Linked DNA regions of Homo sapiens: region 1 is linked to region 2. Evidence: chromatin loops called from intact Hi-C (ENCODE). Cell type or tissue: prostate gland. All regions are shown on one strand. Links, peaks and the distances in the headings refer to the core of each region. The heading gives the core; the rest is flanking DNA. Region 1 holds the start of LOC105370003 (a long non-coding RNA gene). Region 2 overlaps LINC02463 (long intergenic non-protein coding RNA 2463).

Evidence for each region. A loop is a pair of places that touch in the nucleus more often than their neighbours do. Peaks named below come from ENCODE experiments on the same cell type or tissue, not always from the same donor. Only the 100,000 strongest peaks of a DNase experiment are listed, where the experiment ranks them.
Region 1: it touches region 2 in a loop (3.0-fold over the local background); 1 of 110 quality-filtered maps calls a loop at or near these places.

What each region holds. Positions count from the first base shown.
Region 1 is chr12:115,757,026-115,768,086 of GRCh38, forward strand. It overlaps LOC105370003 (a long non-coding RNA gene), which reads right to left and starts at 6,040. Exons shown (of 4, transcript XR_945389.3): 1 at 5,923-6,040. In prostate gland, for the core only: no CTCF peak of the experiment used is centred there; DNase peaks (open chromatin) are centred at 2,046, 3,406, 6,546, 7,096 and 2 weaker places; H3K4me3 peaks cover 1,040 bases; H3K27ac peaks cover 6,309 bases.
Region 2 is chr12:115,855,599-115,866,659 of GRCh38, forward strand. It overlaps LINC02463 (long intergenic non-protein coding RNA 2463), which reads right to left. Exons shown (of 5, transcript XR_001749337.2): 2 at 9,474-9,834. Among named protein-coding and RNA genes, the nearest start is that of LINC02463, 25 kb to the right of the region's middle. In prostate gland, for the core only: no CTCF peak of the experiment used is centred there; a DNase peak (open chromatin) is centred at 5,206; H3K27ac peaks cover 1,192 bases.

The DNA of each region.
Region 1 (11,061 bases), core at 1,643-9,642, 98 kb before region 2:
GAAACCACTTTGCCGTCATTCTCAAAAGTCCATTTTAAATCACGAGATACGTCAAGGTATAATTACTCATATTTAAAACATTCTGTAATTATAAGAAGAAAGAATAGAAAAATGGCTTTAATAAAAGGCTATTGGAAGCAATTGACTCTCAGCAAATGTTGGTCTTTTATAAAGTTCATAATTTCCCAGTAAATTATTTTTAGTTACTAAACATCTTAAACATGAAGGATCTTAAAAGAATTCCTCATCTGCCACCACACATACATGCACAGAAAAAAATTATAAAGTTTTCTAAAAGTGCGTTTTTAAAAGACCTCAGAAACGGAAATATTTCTCAGGAAATGTCGAACACAAATGTCTATATAATATCTACATGAAATAATAAATCAAAATCAGTTTTTTTCATCTGACAAAACACAATAAACGGGTTTAGAATATTGTTTGAAGCATTTTTTTTAGCTTTCCAAAAGACCAATAATAGATGATGCCCTATTGGGAAAGATAACATGTGTTTTCTTGTAGCTTGGTGGGAAAAATATTTTTTGCTCTTTGTAAAGGAAATCAGATATATATTTGGGGGAAAAGAATATAATGTTTCACTGTGATACGGTCCAACAAAAACCCAGGAAATTCAAGGTTCAACTGATGCTTGGCTAAAAATTCACACCATTGTGCCCCTTTACTGATGGCAGATTTCGAAGCCCAGAATGTATGGGTGAACCTCAAGTTTCCTAACTTCAGCCTCTTATGTCTAAACATCAAATTGTTATTTAACTATTAGCCGGTGTTAGACTGCCTGCCATTTTTTTTCTTTTGTTTTCCCTTGGATATTTTATATCTTTGCTGATCTTTCCAGCACATCACCTGAAACGTATATACTGCATTTTAATCCCAATGGCTGATGCTATCTCTGGATAAGCTGAATTTCTTTTTCAATGGGAAGGGTATTGGACGAGAGAGAAGAATCACAGAATAGCAGGGTGTTTGAGCTGAGAGAAACTGGGGATACAGAGAAAGTAAGAGAAAACACAGATGGAATGAAAAGCTGGAGAACTGGGATAGAAGGGGACCCAGAATTGTCAATGGATTTCTTTTGGTCTATGCCTAGAAATACATTAACTGTTAGGGAGTCTTCCCTTCAGGAAAGTCTCAGTTCCAGAATCAAATTATAGGACCCAACACATTGTCAAATATTTAAACCTCTAGTGCCATACCATTTGTAGATTTCGAGATCATTACTTTACTACTAGATTGTTAATTACAATGAAGTAATGGCAGACTGGGCTTGTAGATTTTATGGATGCCGCTTCTGTGTGAGTGATTGTTAATACTAAAAGCTTAAACTTTAACTGCATTTTAAGCATCTGGGACTGGAGCGAAAGCGGGAGCTGTGAGTAAATGCTTTCAGCAGGTATGTAGTTAGTTATTAAAATGGGCTTTGAAGCTCTCTTTTGGTGTATTTCTGCATATTTTAAGGGTCCAGGCCAAAAAGAAAAAAAACACTTTTTTTTTAATGCACTTAATTTGGATTTCATTGAATTTTCTTCACGCACTGATGTTAGGATATTTTGACAAATGTAATTCCCCAACCCCTCTGTATGAAAGAAAAGAAACTCTTTTTTGAAGAGATTTAGAAAGGGGAAGAAAAATCCTTTTTAAAAGGCTTAAGGGTAAGGAGGGGTAAAGCGAATAAGTGGTAGGGGAGGCTTTTATTTTCTAAAGCTCAAATTCCAAAGAAGAAGGACAGTCCACGTAAGAACTGAAACTAATTTACCTGAACCCTTTGTCACTGCCTGGCTCTTGACTATTAAATGATTCTTTTCAGTAGCCAATAAAACCAAATCAAAAGCATGTTTTGGATGGAGGGGTGGTGCCAGGCAATTCCCCCCACATGAAAAGCCAAACTATGCTGTGTTTGTTTTGGTTTTCCCCTAAGAGGATTTTCAGAGAAGGGGCTGGGGTTTGGGCCACCCTCCTTGGCCCCACTCCTATGAGGGAATATAGGGGACTGTTTCGTTCTCGTCCACGAAGCTAAACTGCCCATCGGTATTACCCAAAAAGGAAAGAGAAAGTGCCTGCCCTGCAGTCAGGTCTACAAACCCTGATGTTTTGTCTTTGTTTCCCTCTCAAAGGCTGTTTTAAGATCCCTGCCAATGCAAAGACTTGGGGAACTGTTTGTCACTTTTCAGAAAACAGCTCAGACTTTCTGGGCCTTAATATCCCTACCTTTAAACAGCACCGATATTCACTGCCTTCTGTCTTCGAAGATGCTAGAGATGTTGTTTTCAAAGATTTGGGAATCCTTAAAAGCAAAGAGCTACATAAAAATACAGAGATTAAAAAAAATGGCAGCCCACTTCTTTCCATTCCTGATGCCCAGTTTGGTTTGAATACGTAAGAATTCTGTAACAGTGCCTAATAACGATTACTAATAACAAAAGTATCTAACACAGAGTGGGCCTTCAATATTGAATATTTAACCTTAGTAGAGGTATTAGCCTTTCAAACTCTTCCCATCTTTAAACTGGAAGGGAATTTTTGCCCTATTTTATCAAGTAGTGGAAGACATGAAGATAAGACAGTTCGATAATTACAGTCCCCGGAATTTCCATGCTTGAACAAGGATTTGAGGTACCTTATTTCAAGTCTCTTTTCCAGACAATGAAATGCACCCAATTGAAAAATGGATGAACTAAAGCTTTTCTCTGCTCTCCCGTCCAAATTAGATTGGTTACTCAATTTGACTGAGTGCTTAGAAATTAGTCAATAAGGCAACTAATTAATAATTTGACTGGGGGGAAAAAGTCAATTTCTCAGCCGCACACAGGCACAAGTCTGAGGGCTTCCTGAGGCACCTCGCCACATGCCTCCAGCAATACCTTGCCGCATTGAAAATCTGCAGGCTGAGTTAAAAAGGGAATCCTGGGTTCAGTTCACTTTATATTAGGCCTTTACTTCTAGTGGAATAGCATAGTAGAGGAATATGATGTGCAGAGAAAAAAGCAGTGAGAGATAGTTAATACAAAATAGAATAATATATTGTATATATTGTATGTAATATATATTTATAAACTACATTGCAAAAAAATAATAATATGGTCTTATAATCATGATGTAGCAAGTATTTATTATGTGCCAGGTATTATGCTAAGTAAGCACTCTGAATACATTATCTTATTTAATCCTGTGATCACACAATGAGGTAGGTACTATGATCCCCATTTTACAGGTAAGGAAACCGAGGCCCAGAGAGCTGAACCACTTACCAACCAAGAAAAAACAGCCAGATTTTGAAACCAGATTCACGGATCCCAAATCCTGTTTTCCAATTCTTCTCTACAAACACGGGGAAAATTAACCAAGGGACTCATTGCCAATTTTCCGCCTGCGCAGAGGAAAACTGGCATCCTGGACTAACCCTAATTTGGTATGTGGCCAGGGACAAGGCATAGTGAGCCTCAGGTTCCCATGGACAAAACCAGGAAGGTCCTCTAGCAGTGGCTTCATAAAATAGCCTTATCATTTAATGCATCTGGTTCTACCAAGAAACATGTTTTTTAAGAAAATATCACATTAATTAAGAAAATATCTGGTTGTATTCAGAAGATGGCAAAACTTGAAAAGACACTAGGATTTTTTTTAATGTAGAGTGAACCTTAAGTGAACATTTAGACAGCCTTCGTGATTTAGTTGTTAAGAACAAAAACCAGCCTAGGTTTGATTCAAGCTCTATAACTTCCTGGGAAAGTGGGGCTTCACCTCACTGAGCCTCACTTTCCTCATCTGTAAGACTGGAATAATAGTATTAACACATACATACATACCTCATAGAATTGTTGTGGGGATTAAGTGAGAAGATGCTTATATTGCGAACAGCAAAGTGCCTAGCACACAGCAAATGCTTAGTAAGTGGTACCTAGAATATGGATGATGGTAATGGAGTTGATGATGAGGATGATGGTGATGTTGATGGTGATGATGGCATGATAATGTTGGTGAAAATGGTGATGATGGGAATGATGACGATTATATATGATGATTGGGGTGATAATGGTGATAGTGGTGTTCTTAGCAAAAGGGTTGATGGTAATGGTGTTAATTTACTCAGTTTACAGATGAGACAATTGAAGCCCCAAAGTCACATGCTAATAACCAGCTGAGTGGAGACTAGAAATCTATTTCCTGGTGCTGGCCCATTGCCTTTTCCATTGCCCCATGCTAAAAATAAGTGGAGTAGGATTTAGCTGAAGGAAGCTGGGAACTGCAGGTCAGAGCTGAGAACCAGCAGCTTCAGCCTTTTCTCCTCCACCCCCAGCTCATTTTACAATGCCAGAGAAATCACTTTGTCCTCACCAGACCTCATACCCTGCCTTTTATGGACGATGCCACCATCTGATGTTTAACTGAGAGGTAAGGGGAGAAGGTGAGTTGAGGAAAGCTACTTTTTAACCAATAAGTAGCTCCCAGTGATTTGAGTGCAGCTGATCTCACACTGCATTTTGAGAAATTCTCCCTGGGGGAATTGATTTACTTTCTGGTTTCAGCCCAAGAGATAAAAATAATCCATTGAATTTGTCAATTTCATTTTCCAGATGGGGCTAAGTGGTCCCTCAAGGGGCTTGTGATGAACCATGTGAGAAACCAGAGTTGAAGGAAAAGAACAGAATGAGAAAGAGGAAAAAAAAAACATAGATGCTACATGCCAAGCAGTAGCAGCAGAATTGACATTTTAGGTCAGCACAGATTCCCAAAGAGCACTGAATTTTCCTAATAATGAGAGAAATTGGTTTTAGGATTCAAAGGAACCACACCATCAGGGGACAGTTGCCCCAGGAGTCCAAGGCTAACAAATAGGAAGAACAGGCAATACATTTTCCCTGAGTTATCCATGGCAGACATTGCTAACAGATAGTGGCATTCTCCACCAAGCCCAAAGCAGCCTCCCAGTGTCTCTGAATCCTAGAGCTCCAAGCAGCCATGAGCAATCAATCAGAGTAGACACAGAGATGAAAACTATTTTCTACTTGGCATGTGAGTGCAAGACCAGTAAGCGATTCATAAGGTCTTGAACCAAACAAACAAACAAAAAAAAAAAAACAATAATAGACTAGATCGGGGAGGGGTTATCATGTCAGGTAAAAAAACACATAGGAGCTCCAAGGATTTAGGCTTCCTAGGCTGGTCACATCCCAAATATCGTAGGTGATAACTCATTCATTTATTATTTACTTATCCATTCACTTGCTCGTTCATTCATTCACTCATTCACTCTCTCACTCATTCACTTTCTCATTCCCTTGGTCATCATTTTTAAATTCGACAAATATTTGCAAATCGACAAATCCTGGATGCTGGAAGTGTAAAAATGAATTAGACAGACCCAACTTCTATCTACGTGGAGCTTATAGCCTAAGAATATTTTTTCTTAAAAAAAAAAACTAAATTTAACAATTACACAAATAATTGTTTTCAGTTGTGATCATTGCAAGGAAACGTAGAAGTACTAGATACTTTGAGAGCATAGATCAGGGATTTGGCTTAGTTCAGCAGGGAAAGATGGAGGTAGAAATCAGGGCAAACTTCCCAGAGAAAGGAACATTTGAGCTGAACACTGAAGGATGAGGAGTTCACGAGGCAAAGAGGGGAAGAGGGTTTTCCAGGTGGAAGGAAAGACTTCTGCAAAGGCCTGGAGGTGGTAGAAGGACAGCACATTGCTGAAAGTAAGAGAAGGTCAGAGGGATGGGAGCCCAGAGAGTGAGGAGAGGAATAATGTGAGATGATGCTACAGAGGTGGGCAGGTAGCAGTGTCCCCTTTCAAATACGAGCCCAAGAGTGACCCGCATCTGCTAAAAATACTTCAGTGACTGTCCCTTGCCCTCAAAAGAAACTCCAAACGTCTTACCATGCTCTGGTCCTACTCACCTCTCCAGCCTTACCCAACGCCAGCCTTTCTCACGGAAGACACAACCTAGACTAAACGTCCAGGTTCTTGAAGAGAAAACACTCAAATGTAAGCCCTGTAAGAGCAGAAATGAAGTCTGCTGCATTTCCTGCTGCATCCTTAGTGCCCAGGGTCCTTGGTACAATGCCAGGCATAGAAGATGAACTTGAGAAATACTGTAAATGTAAAGATGAGTGATTTTTTGACCCCACCCTTGGCACAGTGCCTAGAACATGGCATTGTATGTTTAAATACTAAAAGAGAAGAGGAACAAAGAAGGGAGGGATGGAAAGAAGGAATAAAGGCAACAAAGAAAGGAAGGGAAGGGAAGAAAGAAGGGAAGGGAGGGAGGAAGGGAAGGGAGGGAGGGGAGGGGAGGGGAGGGGAAAGAAAACTACACATATAGGTGTTGGGGAGAGGAATACGCCAAAAACCAAGGTTTTTGAAGCTCTAATTCCCACATAAAAAGACCCAGTCATCCTAAAGTTTTCAAGAACAAAGTATTTAAAAAAAAAAAAAAGAGATTTGTATTCACCAGCCTGGAAACACAGGGGCCAGTAGCAAGGAGAAGGCGGCCTGACTGTCTGTGAGATGGGTGGGGCCCATTTGGACGCTTCAAGCCAAAAAGCATTTTTGTGGCCTCATAATTTCTGAATGCTCTTAGCGAGGCTAACTGGCTCCAGGCTCAGTCTCCTGCAAAAACTCATCTTTGCAATTCCTCAGTTCAACCTCATGCAAACGGGTCAAGCTATCTGTTGGGCCTCAGTTTCTCCATCTGTAAAATGAAGTAATTAGATTAGATCATCTCTAATCTAACCTTAACACTGAGTCAAGCCTCTCTTAGGTACTCTTCTCAGAGTGTCACATCAGCCCTAAAAATAATAATTATGATGATATAATAATAGTAATTATTATTATACTAGCTACCACTTTTTGAAACACTTTTTATTTCATCTTCACAACTATCATATTAGGACACCTATGATCTCTATTTTACACATGAGGAAATTGAAGTTCAGAGAGGTTATGTACCTTGCTCAAAGCAGTGCAGCCAGTAAGGAGAAAAGTTGGAATTTGATCTCAGACATGTCTGAGCCCAAACTCATGCTCCTCAAACCTCTATCCACAGCTCTAGCAGGTCCTGACAGAGCCAGTGTTTACAGAGCACAAACACAAGCACAGATCCCCTAGTTCTTGCAGAAGGCAGGGAGAAAACAGGAAGGGAAATGTTTGCAGTGATAACATCGTTAGTGTTGTCTGCCCAGCCTCCCTTCTACCGTTTTTGTTTGTTTTTTTTTTTTTTTTCTGGTAAAAGGGCCCCTCCCACATAAAACAGGGTTTTGGAGAATGTAGTTCCCCAGCTCCATGTGATTCTAATGGAACCACCAATCACAGAACCCCACAGTGGCAACAATCACGTGTGACATGGGTCCCATGACCAAAGCCTGCACAATCATGGTATAGTAAGCCATCTCCTGGCTGCAGTGATTGGTTCAAGTAGTGGACATGTGACCCAAGACAGGCCAATGAGAGCCCTTCCATGGTCTGAAGTGGCTAGGAAGGGGGTCCTCTTTCCTCTAAGGATGGTAAGCTGAGATGATAGAAACTTAGAGTTTCCTGTGACCTTGTCCCACTGCCATGTGACCCACTGTGCCATGGAAAAGAAGTACCCGTTGGAGGGGAGAATATGATCAACAGAGAAGCTGCGATTAGAGATGGAAAAAACGAGCCCTCATCTCATGGGTGGGCTGCTGAAACCAGTTCTATACCTGTCATTTCCAGGTATTAAGCCAATAAGGGTTTGAACTTGGATTCTATCATTTGCAATCAACAGAGCTCCAAGAGACTTTTGACCAGCATTCCACAATTGCTGCCATATCCCATCACACACACACATACTATCTACTACTTAGAAATTTTAAACAGATCTGAAAAGGGGTATTAAGGAGAAAACAGGTGAGGGAGAAGCACTGAGAGAAAATAGGCCCAAAATTGCCACTTGCTTCCCATCTTGTCCCAGTTGGGTCTCTGACTCATATGGTGGCTCACGCATCAATAACATATGAGCTTGAATGTCTCCAGAAATAAATGGCTATGCTTTACCAAACAGTTACTACTTTTTTCTACTTTAGCTCATTTAAAACCCCAAATAATCTCAAAACAGAATAGATATGTCCATTTTTCAGGGAGAGAAAATTGTGGCATACAGGAATTAAGTTGCCACACAACTAGTATGTGGCAGAGTCTGGAGTTTTGAACCCAGATCTGTGTCACCTAAATTCTTTTTTTTTTTTTTTTTTTTTTTTTTTTTTTTTTTTTTTGAGACGGAGTCTTGCTCTGTCGCCAGGCTGGAGTGCAGTGGCACAATCTTGGCTCACTGCAACTTCCACCTCGCAGGTTCAAGCAATTCTCCTGCCTCAGCCTCCCGCATAGCTGGGACTACAGGCACGCACCACCATGCCCAACTAATTTTTGTATTTTTATTAGAGATGGGGTTTCAGCACATTAGCCAGTATCGTCTCGATCTCTTCACCTCGTGATCCGCCCACCTCGGCCTCCCCAAGTGCTGGGATTACAGGCGTGAGCCACTGCGTTTTGCCAGTTCTCTTCCTTTATTAAAACTACATCAGATGGTCTCCATCAATGACACGTAAGTTTGGATGCCAGTACTTTGATATGTCAAGGGGGTTGCCTGAGCCCAGAAGGTCTGGAATTGACCCTAAGACATCCTGATACACGATGTTTCTTTTCAGGCTTGTAGGTAAAGCTTGATCCTAAAAGAAAACATCCCCAGGACAGTGGCTGCCGATGTTCAGCAAGCTGCCTTCATTTCCAGGAACCAGTGCCTCTGTGCATAGAGGGCAGGCAGTTAGCAACATTCAGCCACTTGCTATTACAAAGGCGAAGATATGAAAATGAGGGTGTCTGATGGATGTGGTATAAAGCAGGACAGAGGCCTTTGAAAGCAGAGAGAATGAGGAAAATGAAAGATAATATTCTTGTCACTTGCACTGCTTTGAATCCGCAATCTAAAAGCGCTTTTCAACATACTCTCAGCGTTACTTTTCATCCTGGGGGAGAAAGACAGAGTTTCTGATGACCCTGACTTCCAGATTGGTTCTAGGTTGGTTTCTTGGTCAAGAAAAACAATAAAGCAGAAATTAGGAGTCAGTTGACTGTTCTGTTGTTCTCATAGCAATCTGTGCTTAAGCTATTTATTCCAACAATATTTCTTGAACATTTGCTATATGCCAGACACTCTTCTAGGCACAGCTGTGAATGAGACAGGCTTTCTCAATGTCATCTTTCTGAACCACAGATCTGATCATGTCACGCTCCTTGTCTCCCTTCAGTGACTCCTCATTGCCCACAAGATCAGTTCCAAAGAACTCAACATGGTAGCCAAGGCCATTCATTGTTGGGTCTCTTCAATTTAATCTCTTACTTTTACTTGTTTCCCATTCCCATCCCTTCTGATCCATGCTGTAGTTGCACCAAAATTCTGTTTCCCCAGCCCCCAGGCATTTAAGCCTGCTGTCCTTCTTCCTTGGAGTGGTCTTATTGACAATACCATTATTGTCCTCTTGCCCACTCATTGCCTCCTTAACTTACTCATGTCACTTCTCCAGGAATCCTTCTTGATTCCCACCTTCTCCAACAGTGTAAAGCATCTATAAATGATATTGTTGTTTTGTCAAATTCACGTATCTTTTCCTCTTCTCTAGTAATAGAAAACCCCTGCTCCTTTGGAGAATGCATTCGATGGAATTCAAGTGGGGCTCTTCTAGGCTTTCTAGGCCATGCACAGGTGACTTGAGCCTCGACTGTCCCTGAGCTGACTATCACCAAGACCTCACTGTTCTCTAAGTGCCACAAGAGAAGGACATAGAATGCCTGTATGCTTCACTGATCTTACCACAGCACCTGAAACAGGTGGATAATCCACCAGGTGGAATATCTACAAATATATTTTGAATAAATAATCTAAATAGTGCTTTAAAATGTGATAAGGCTAAAAGCAGCTGAGGTTTCTCCCACTAAAAATCCTTATTTCAGTTCTCAGAGGACCAAATTTCAAGTTAGAGTGACCTGGGTTCAAATCCTAGCTTTGCCACCTAAGAACTTAGTGGTCTTGGGCAAGTGGCTTAACCTCTCCAAGGTTCAGATGAGATGACATATGCAAGATGCTTACAGCAGGTGCTGGCACACAGTAAGAATCAGTAAATGTTGGCAGTCTGAGGTCTTATTTAAATTAAGGAAATAATACCCTGGATAGCAGATAACCGCATGGAGTGGTGGGAAGTTCACTGCCCCAGGAGAATGGAGACTTTGATGGGTTACCCAGCTCTGTGGTTTACCAGCAACATGCCTTTGAGCAAGTCATCCCCTTTCCTGAACCTCCAATTCCTTATATATAGAATGCAGATAATGACATCTGCTGAGCCTGACTTGTGGGGTTGTTATGAGGCTACAAATGAGATTGTGCTCCTGAGGATTTAAAAAGCACAAAATACTGAATATGTGAACTTTTTTTTTACTGTAATTACTATGATCCTTCTAGCAGTCTCAATCTAAATTCTTATATTTTGTTCTTCCCAGCTACAGACATGAGCATTTGGTTTCTGGATCATTGATCTATGAGTCAGGATAGGTTTGCTGCTGTAACAAACATCCACAGTATCTAATAACCTAACACAATGGAAGCTCGTGTCATGGTGTACTCTGGTGGGGGTGGGGGCAGGGGGACCCTGCTCCCTATAGACTTTCAGTGACCCAGGCCCCCTATCTTGGCATTCTCAGCATCTGCAACACTTGGCTTCCAGGGTTTCCGTGAAACGTGGAGAGAGTAACTAGTAAAGGGCTCAGCAAATTACAACCTGTGGGCCAAATCCAGTTCACCATCTCTTTATTGGTGTAAATAAAGTTGTATTGGAATATAGCCATGCTCATCCATTTACATATTGTCTATGGCTTCATTTGTGCTACTGTGGCAGAGTTGAGTAGTTGGGACAGAGACTTCATGGCCCAAAAAGCCAAAAATACTTACTATTATTACAGAAAACGTTTGCTGGCTCTTGAACTGGAAGACCATGCCAGGGTTTTATGGCCCAGTCTGGAAA
Region 2 (11,061 bases), core at 1,287-9,286:
TGTAAGATGATATCTCACTGTGATTTTAATTTGCTTTCTCTGATATCAGTAATGTTGAGCATTTTTTCACATGCTTGTTGGCCTTTTAGGTTATATCCAGAAGAAAAATTACTAGGTCACAGGATTATAATTTTTCCTATTGAGTTTACAAGACTAAACTGTTTTTCCAAAATGGATGCACCAATTTGCATTCGCTCTGCAACTCCACATCCCTTGTAACCCTTAGTTTGTCAGATTTTTTTTATTTATTTATTATTTATTTATTTATTTATTTTGAGACGGAGTCTCACTCTGTCACCCAGGCTGGAGTGCAGTAGCGCAGTGGCATGATCTCGGCTCACTGCAACCTCCGCCTCCCAGGCTCAAGCCATTCCCCTGCCTCAGCCTCCCGAGTAGCTGGGATTACAGGCGCCCGCCACCATGCCTGGCTAATTTGTATTTTTAGTAGAGACGGGACTTCACCATATTAGCCAGGATGGTCTCAATCTCCTGACCTCGTGGTCCGCCCACCTCGGCCTCCCAAAGTGCTGGGATTACAAGCATGAGCCACTGCGCCTGGCCTTTTTAAAATTTTTACCAAACAAATTAGTGCAAAATAATATCTCATTCTGGTCTTGCTTTGCCTCATTATTAATGATGTTCCACATCTCCTTATACATTTATTAGTAGTCATATATGTTTCTACATTTGAAATGTCTGTTATTCTCATTTGCCCATGTTTCTATTAGGTTGTTGAGCTTTGCTTATTTATTTCTAGAAATTCTTTACATATGGCTCATTAATACTCTCCCTTGTTAGCTGCATGTGTTGTGAATATTTTCTTCTAGTTTGGAATGTCTTCCACCTTTTCACGAGTCTGTTGATAACCAATATTCTTCGTTTTAACAGTCAAATTTATCAAACATATTAGTTTTAAAAATACCGTCTGACCACAGAAAGCTAGTCAAATAAACTATGGTACATCTATACAACGAAATAGTGGATAACTATTAAAAATTTTGTTGAAAAATATTTCTTGAAACTGAACATTTTTTTGCAACTTAATGTTAAGCTAAAAACACACACCAAAAAACAGTATGTATATCAAGATCCCGCAGTATGAATTTTTTTAAGTTTAATAATATACTATGTTAGCAAGTTTCTGGACAAATAAGCAGTCTTATTCACTCTTGGTGAAGGGTGTAAATTTCTACAATCTCTGTAACTTGCAATTTGGCAATGTCTATCAAAAATTTAAATTTATGTATAACTTGACCCAGCAATTCTCCTTGAGGATATTTACTCAATCAATATCCTCATATGTGTGCCAGGATACATACAATTATATTCATTGCAGCACTGGTTAATAGCAAAAGACAAAATTATAAAACAGCCATACAATGGAATACTATGCAGCTGTTAAAAAAAGAACAATGTTGTCTATATGTATTATAATGCAATTATCTCCAAGGCACATTGTTAAGTGAAAAGGGCAAGATAGTATTGTATATCATTTGCATTAAAAATATTTAGTGCTATGTAAATCCTTTGCATGTATTATTTGCATAGAATGTTTCTGAAAGCAAAAAAAGAAAAAAAAAAAGCTAATTGATTAATTGCTTCCTAGGAAGGGACTTGGTCTACAGGATATCCTCACAACCTCTTTAGGAAGTAAATATTACTATTTTATTCATTAGACACGAGGAACCTAGAACAAGGGAACTCCAGAAGCCCCAGTGGAATGAAAAGAAAGGAATCCAATGAGATCATCGCTATTAATTCACTCCAAGTTTCTTGACTGTTGTCTCTGTGCCAGGCTCTCTGGAATCGCAATAGCACCTACAGCACAGAGTGGTTTGGTAATTAAATAAGACCCAATAAGCAGGAATTTGCTCCCCACAGATGCTTGATAAATAGGAGCTGGGTTTTATAACAATTTAATTAATAATATATAGTCATTCATTTTGCAGCTCATCTCATTTGGTTTTGCCAACAGCACTGTGTATAAAGTAAGGCAAGAGTGGTTGCTATCATATCCATTTTACAGAAAACTGAGGCTCAGGAAGGTGAAGTTCATAGGGGCTCCCCATGCAACCAATTCTGGAGCACATAGAAGAGGCTTCCTGGAGCTGATGGTGCCCAACCACCAGAGGGCTCAGACAGAATCCTGGCTCTGCCCCTCACTTGCTGTATGGCATCCTGAGCAAGTTACTTAGGTTTTCTGCGCCTCGAGTTTTGGCATCTATAAAATGGAAACAAACGAAAGCACTGCATCTTAAAATGCTGAAGATGAGATGAATGAATATGTATCAATGACTACAACTAGTGATTCCTTTAAAACGTTAAGTCAGATCCTGTCACTCTTCAGTTCAGACCTTTCCATTGGCTCCCATCTGCTTTGCAATAAAATCCAAAATCCTCACTGCGAATGGCCCATGGAACTTCACATGGCCTGGGTGTCCAGCAACTTTCTCCCTGTTCTCAGCCTTTGGCTCACTCCTCCTCCACCAGCTGGCTTCCTAGCTGCCTGGGGACACACAGAGCTCAGCCCTGCCTCCAGGCCTTAGGACATTTTGTTCCCTCTCTTAGGAACACACTTCCTCGCTCCTCTGTCACCTCTCAAGCCACCCTTCCCTGACCACTTTCCCCATCACCCTCCTTGTCCTGCTGGATTTCTTTCTCATCAGCACTTACGGCTGCCCAACAGACCACACATAGTGTTTATCTGCATATTCATTTCTTGTCCATTGGCCCTGCTCTGAAATGCAAGCTTGATGAGGGCAGGAATAGGCTGTTTTGTGCATCACTGCATCCCCAAGACTTGGAACAATGTCCGGCACCTTGCTGGCCCTCTATAAATGTTAGGTCTCCCAAAAGGCAGGAGACAGGGTCACTACAGGCAATGAACACAGCATAAGCAAAGGCCTGGTGGTGGGGACAGAGCATAATCCAAGCAGGGACCCACACGGAGTTCCTTTGACCTGGTGCTGCCACCCTGGTTAGGGGAAATGGGCTCTGCTTACCACCAAGACACCTTGGACACATGGATTTCTTAGAAGCCCAGTGAAAATGCTTTGGGCTGACTCCTTCTCCGATACTTCCTCATCCCCTGTTCTGTTTGACCCCTCATCCTTTGCCGGGGTCATTGCTGCCTTCATCTGCAGCCCAAGGATAGGGGTACAGGCAGCCAGGGCTGGGGGCCCCTCAGTCCCAACTAGCAGCTTTGGGGGTCTTTGGAAGGCTGGTATCTAACAGAATGAGGGGAAGACTTTGGGAAGGAAGAAACCTCCCCAGGGAAAAGCTACCTTGTACAGAACTCACAGCTCACAGCCATAAAAAGAATAAAAACTAGAAAAGGCTCCATCTCCTTGGCCCCTTTAAGAAAGACACCTTGGGATTCTGGCTGGAGGTCACAGCAGGAAACTGGACATGTACAGAAGGGGCTGCCCGATAAAATAAATAATCATTTATTAAGGTACTTGTCTACACAGCAGGAAATCAGCACAGGGAGTGTGGGTCGGGGAACAGAGCCTCCCTGAAGAAGGCAGCTATCTTTAAAAGGGGGGATCTTGATTTGAAACACTTGTCTCCAGATGGGACCAGTAATCCTCAGCCCTTAGCCTCATTCCAAACCTCCCAAGAAAAGGAATAGCAGTGCACAGCTTTCTAGAACCTTCCAGGGCAGGAAGAAAAACGAAGAATGAAGAGACCTTCTTCAGGCCACCACACTGGCTTCCCCCCAACTTGTGCCCACGAGTTTTGGGCTGGAGCTGAGACGATAGCCTAGCAACATGTTTTATTTCTGCAAAAGGAAGTGATCTTTGAAACGGAGCCACAAGAAGATCTGAAAAGGGATTTCCTGATCACAGCCCTGGGTGAAGCAACTAGGATGGAGCTTCCTCCAAAGCCAGACTGGCTAGGGCACCACTGCTCCCCCTTCTTGAAAGCTTCGTACTTTCTCCTTCCACAGACGCTGTGCAGGATTTTCTCTCTTTGCCTGGAATGTTCTCTCCCTACCACATGCTCCACCACCTCCACCATCCCTTGCATCCCTTGGCCTGGGCAACTTCTTCTCCATCTTTCAGATTTCAGCTGAACCAGGGAAGCCTTCTCTGATCACTTTTTTTTTTTTCCTGAGACGGAGTCTCACTCTGTCGCCCAGGCTGGAGTGCAGTGGGGCAATCTCGGCTCACTGCAAGCTCCGCCTCCCGGGTTCACACCATTCTCCTGCCGCACCCTCCCGAGTAGCTGGGAATACAGGCGCCCGCCACCACGCCCAGCTAATTTTTTTGTATTTTTTTAGTAGAGACGGGGTTTCACCGTGTTAGCCAGGATGGTCTCGATCTCCTGACCTCGTGATCCGCCCACCTTGGCCTCCCAAAGTGCTGGGATTACAGGGGTGAGCCACAGCGCCCGGCCTCTGATCACTCATAAGCAACCAGCTGAGCTGCTACATATGGGCTCTCGCATACCCACCACCCCCACAGCGCCAAATTGTGTATTGCTCAGTGCTTATCATGGCTGGCACTGCACACTTTATATGGATGCAATAGTTTATTGCATCTCTTCTCCACTGCTTCAGTTGTACCTAACACTATAGCCACAATGCATGACACATGGTAGTCCCTCAATGAAGATGTGTTGAATTAATGAACAAATTGACCTTTGGGAAAAATATATCAGTATACTTCAGTCTCCTAGTTAAGTGTCCAAACACTTGAATGTATGCATGAATGAGGGATGAATAAATGAGCAAGTGAATGAATGAGCAAATGAATAAATGAGCGGGTGAGTGAATGAGTGAGTTATTGAATGAATGAGTGAATGAGTAACATAGTGACTGCATGAGTGAAGGGGGAAGTAAAAGAGCGAATGAATAAGTGAATGACAATGGCTTCCTTGAGGGTGGTCCTATTAGTTAATGCCTTTTTTCGGTCTCTCCTTTTCTCTGTATGCAGAGAAACAGATAGAAGAGGCTGGCATGAATGTGACTCTAACCAAAACATGTGGCAAGGGAAGGAGGGCATTTCCCAAAGGGGCACCTGGTGGTGGGGGGCAGGGGGATGCTTCCAGGCAGAAGCTGACCCCCAAGGGGCAGCTCTGTCCCTGACCCCTTTCACCTTCCCTTGTTCTGATCTTTATGGGGCCGTCTGCCTTTTAGCATCAAAGGAGACAGCAGGTCCGTGACTTGTCCCACAGCAGCTCTATAAAAATGTAATTACCCAATAACCTGCTGTCTGCAAAACAAACCATCTTCCTGTTTCTTCTCCCATAAAAAGCATTTGACAGCCCTGTTCTATCAGCTTATAAAACCTGGAAAGAGTTGGCTTAGACCCCTCTGAAATGAAAACCCTTAGCGGGGAAGAGTCCCAAGTTGGGAGAAACACACCTCTGACCCTCCAGGCAGTTGCTTCAAAGTCACTGGAGGTTTTCAGAGAAGGCAAAGACAGCAACCTATCTTGGAAAAATGGAGGACTGGATAATGCAAATCACACCTAAAAAGGGCAAAAGCCTTGGAAACTCTAAGAGCCCAGGCCTGCTGTGGGCACAGGCAGCATCATTGTATCTCACCAGAAAGTCATTCCTTCATTTATTCACTCAATAAACATTTATCGGGCACCTGCGACATGCTAGGCATTAGGCTAGGCCCTGAGGGTAAGACTCTAGTGTAATAAGTGCTGGTCCTTTAAGAAACTCACATCTAAAATATACATTTATTTTAAATAATGGAGCACTTTGATCTGAATTTATTGACATGTAAAAAGTGCATATAATCCATGATTACATGGGTGAGGCAGGTTATAAAACAGTAAGTGGTGATGGATACATAACATCAAAAATGTACTTAATGCCACTGAATTGTACACTTAAAATGGTAAGTTTTATGTTACATATATTTTACCAATATCTACATTGGTAGATTTTGATTGATATGGCTACGTTGACAGATATGGCTTCATTTTGACTTTTTTTCATTGAAAGGGAAACAGAATGGAACTGGGAGGTGGTGATAAAATTATTCTATATCTTGACTGTGAAGCTATCTAGTGGGTTCATGTGTTCCCCACAAAGATATGTCCAAGTCCTACCCTCTAATGTCTGTGAACATGACCTGATTCGGAAATAGGGACTTTGCAAGTGTAACTAAGGCAAGGATCAAGATGAGATTATACTTGGATTGAGGATGGTCCTAAACCCAATGAGACTGTCCTTGCAGAGAAAGGAGAGGGGGATTTGACACACATAGGAAAAGAGGTCCCGTGAACAGGAAGGTGGAGATTGGCCTGATGTGGCCACAAACCGGGGAATGCCTGAAGCCATCAGGAGCTGGAAGACACAAGGAACAGCAACTGCGGGAAACTAACCCAGACTGTCTACCAGACAGCATGCTTTCATCACAGAACTGTTCACTAACAAGGGTAGCTTTGCTGTATTCAAATTATACTTTGATTTTTAAAATATCTTTTAAATAGAAACAGAGGGATTGAACAGACATTTCTGGTGTTTCTAATACTTGTTTTACCGTGAATATACATTGTATAAGGAGTTCATGGTCTGATGAGTGAGACAGGTAAGAAAATTGACAATTGTAGGATATGAGAGCTGGAGCATCTAAATCAGACTGGGGAGGGGGTTCCATGAAAGCGTTCCCAGAAAGAGGACACTGATCAGAAGGAAGCTGAGCAAAGAAGTGAGGGTGGAGGAGAGAGGGCATTCCAGGTACAATGGGCATTGAAAGTGCCTGCATCTTACTAACCAAGCGACCGGGTCAGCAAAGTCACACAGCTTCAAGTTCCTCAGCCCTAAAAATGGTGACCATAATCCTTAATATCTCATAAGCTTATGGGATGATTAAGGGAGGCAATATGTATATAAGACTCCACAGAGTCTGATATGGATTAAGTACTGGAAAATGCCAGTTATCGTCACTATCAGTATTAGCATAATCAGCTGCAGCCAGATTGGTGGGTTAGAATCTTGGCCTGGCCACTTGCCGTGTGTCCTCGGATCAGCTATTTAACCTTTCTGTGCCTCAGTTTCCTATTCTGTAAAATAAGGATAAATAATGGTATTTGTGCCTTAGGGTATTGTGAGGATTATACGAGTTAATACCTATAAATCAATTACAACAGCACCTGGCATATGGCAAAGACTATATAAGAATTAGCTATTATATTTTGTCATGACTATAAAGGAAAGGAAACGTCTGGAAACAGTACAAAAGAGAAGTGGAATGGCCAAACGTGCTTGGGGAAAGAGCAGTGTAAGAATCATCTTCATGGAAAAAAAAAAAAGCAAATAAAGCCTTTGAAAAAAAAAACAAAGGGAAATCACAAATCTGAAAATAAAGTGTCTTATGATGATGGGGTTACATTTTGGACCAAGATATTTTTAGCTAACAAAATCGAGTTAAAATGGATTTTGACAGAGTGAAAAGATGTGGGAAATGCATAAAGGAGTCACGCTTGAAAGGCTGAAGGTAAATCAGCCTCTTTGTTAGGGAAAGTTTCACTGCGTTCAACATTTGGAATTGATGACTTTGGTGGTTTCCTTTGGGGAAGAAAATATCCTGACATTTCCTGGTAAGTCTTCCTTCCTACCTTCTCGGCCTTAATGATATTCTCTATCAGCCTAATGTCCCTGCTTGAGCATTGATGGCTGTGTGGACACAGATAATATCCAGAATATTAGCAGTTTGGAAGGCTCAGAGCAGCATCCACCACCTTCATAAAGACGCAGGCAACATTACCGCATAAGCACCTCTTAACGTGCAGTCACAAATCACTGCTCAACAAATTCCAGAATTTCAAAGCTGTGGCATAAATTTCCAAGCCAGAAAAACAGCATGCGAGCCTTAAGTGCTGGGTTTCAACCCTCTAGACTCCCTGGAACCACTGTCTGAGGTTCTGGCAGCATCAATATGGCCCTTTCAGCCTTCTAAGGAATATGAATGGTGTGTTAAGCCAATGAGAGACAGCATGTAGTCTTTGAATGGAAGCCACAGTGTGTACACCAAGGCTCTTGGCTCTGCTTTGAAATTTTGAATAGCAAATCCCTGCTCAATCCTCTGCATTATCGTCTTTTAAATGGGTGTAGCAATTTTTATCCTGACATAGAATAGAAGGTCTTAAACTCTTTGGGGGTAAAGGGGATGGGGTGAGTAAAAAAAAAACAAAAAAACTATGAATATTGGGATTTTATTTTGCCTTTGAGGGAAATCTTTAGAAACATCATTTTACCCATTAGTAATACATTCAGCTCCAAGTAATAAGAATGCCTCACTATATGCTTTAATTTAATAGTCCTTTCTTACATAATAAGAATTCCAGAAGTGGTCAGCTTCATGTTCAGGTTCGGCAGCTCAGCCACATCTTGACCAATATTTTGACAAAACAGTTGCTGCAGTTCCAGCCATCACATCCAAATTCAAGACAGGAAAAAAATGGAAGGGGAAAGTGCTGCATCTGTCCCTTTTTCCAGGACAATAAATTTTTTTTTCCCAGAACATTTTGCAACAGACCTTTTGGACAGAGCTGGGTCATATACCATCTCAGATGCAAGGAAAGCTTGGAAATTAGATAACAGAACTTTGACCGATTATAATCCATAGCCTGGGTCTGGGCTCAGTGCTGCTCTGAACAAAACCTGGATCCTCTTACAAAGGGGAAAGGGCAATGGATATAAGGCAGGCAATGAACAGTCTGCCCAACTCTTCAATCCCAACATGCACACAACTTCAGTGATCAGAAAAGGTAATCAAAAAAAAAAAAAAAAAGAAAAACAGAAGAAAAGAACCTGAGGCAAAAATAATAACAACGCAACACTATTCATTTCTTGAAGGGAAACTGATAAACCTTATATGTGTTGGCCTGATACCAGGATACATTTTTAAAACTTGTGAAAGTGAAAGCAGTATCTGTAGAGATGTTCTGAAATAATTCCAACGGGTGAACAGTCAGATTCCAAGCTTCTCGTCTAATTGGCATGAATAAGTCTCACTGAATTACTCTGATGGGAAAGGATATTTTCCCAATTCAAAGCACCCACAGTGAAACATGAGAGAAACTTGGCATAATCTTTCCAGTCAGTGGATATGTATTGGGCAAAGCAGACATGGTTCCTACACTCACAGAGCAAACAGTCTAGCAAGGCAGATGAAGAATCACATAGACAAACACAATGCTATAAACTAGCACTCTACTAAGTGCTATGAAACTTAACAGGGTGCTCGGAGGCAGAAAAGCCTAACTGAAGCTGGATAGGATCAGGACGATGATCTAGAAGCACAAGCTTCAGAACCAGGTCTGGGTCAACTTCCCAATATGCCACCACGCCCAAGACCAGTGAACTTGGACCGTAATAAAAATAAGAATTGACTAAGCACGGATCATGCATTAAACACCACACTCAGCTGTTCAATCACCATGACAAAAGTTTGAGGTTACCTAGTCCCATTTTAACAAGAGGATGATCGGGGATAGAAATTCACCTACCTGAGGTCACAGAATTGGTAACTGGAGTAAGTTGGTATGACCCTGTGTTACTCCTTCTGCGAAAGCTAAAGCCGTGCAAACTCCCTACGTCTCAGGTTCTCACATGTGCAGATATCAGGCTGGTAGATGAAATTAGGTGAAATGATCCATGGGCAGCAGTGAGCACCATGCCTGGCACACAGCAAGTGTGCAATAACCGACAACTATTATTCAAACTCTGAGTTTCTGAGATTCATCTGATCATTTCTTCAAGTCCTCTTGGCCTGGGAAGTCTGAATCCAGCCATGCCAACTGATCGATCTTCACAGGGGCTTTGAGATCTCAGGGGTCAAAGAGACTGGAAAATCCATTCTTTTTCTTTCTATGCAAATCAGGAAACACTTAGGTTAATAGCTAACAAAAATAAATCAGAATAATGAGAGCTTTAGTTCAAAATTTTTAAAAACACAAAACAATTACCAGATCTCTTAAAATGAATAGCAGTCAGGTAAGTTCTCAAAATTAGACCCAAAGACTTTTGCTTGTTTTGAACCATGAAGAAATTTTTCAAGAGATGAAATTGAGGACATATATCTTGAATCATTTGGGGATCGAGGGACTCATTAAGCCATGTCAATAAGAGGAGTTATTTAAGCAAATGGATAAAAGCCATTTATTATTTAGCACTTTATATTTGTAAAGGGCTGATCCATTTTCTCTAGCCCTACCTGCTCCTGACCCCACATTACTTATGAATTTTTTCAGAGCTTCTCACTGATGAACAGGCATCCTTCAGTGCCTGAAATGAACAGGTATTACCATTTTACAGATAAAAAGGGTGAGGCAAAGAACAAAGCCCTCAAATGAGAAGACTGGAGCAAAGCATGGTTTACCCCTGTTTATCAGCTAAGGAAATGAAAGCAGAGACCGACTGGGAGATTGAGCTGAACCTAGGTAAACTTGCCCGAGATCAGCCAAGATGGCAACCCACACATTCTGCTCTCGGGGTCCACAGACTCAGATAGCCCTGCTCAGGAAATCAGAGTTTCATCAAGTTCAGAGGATAATGAATACCAACAACAATACCAGCAATAAGAATTTTTTTTATTATACTTTAAGTTTTAGAGTACATGTGCACAATGTGCAGGTTTGTTACATACGTATATATGTGCCATGTTGGTGTGCTGCACCCATTAACTCATCATTTAACATTAGGTGTATCTCCTAATGCTATCCCTCCCCGCTCCCCCCACCCCACAACAGGCCCCGGTGTATGATGTTCCCCTTCCTGTGTCCATGTGTTCTCATTGTTCAATTCCCACCACCTATGAGTGAGAACATGTGGTGTTTGGTTTTTTGTCCTTGCAATAGTTTGCTGAGAATGATGGTTTCCAGCTTCATCCATGTCCCTACAAAGGACACGAACTCATCATTTTTTATGGCTGCATAGTATTCCATGGTGTATATGTGCCACATTTTCTTAATCCAGTCTATCATTGTTGGACCAGCAATAAGAATTCTAAAAGCTACTGTTCCTTATTGAGCCCTTACTATGCCAGGCACTGGGCTAAGCCCTTTGTATTCACTGCCTCTTGGATACTCCAACAAC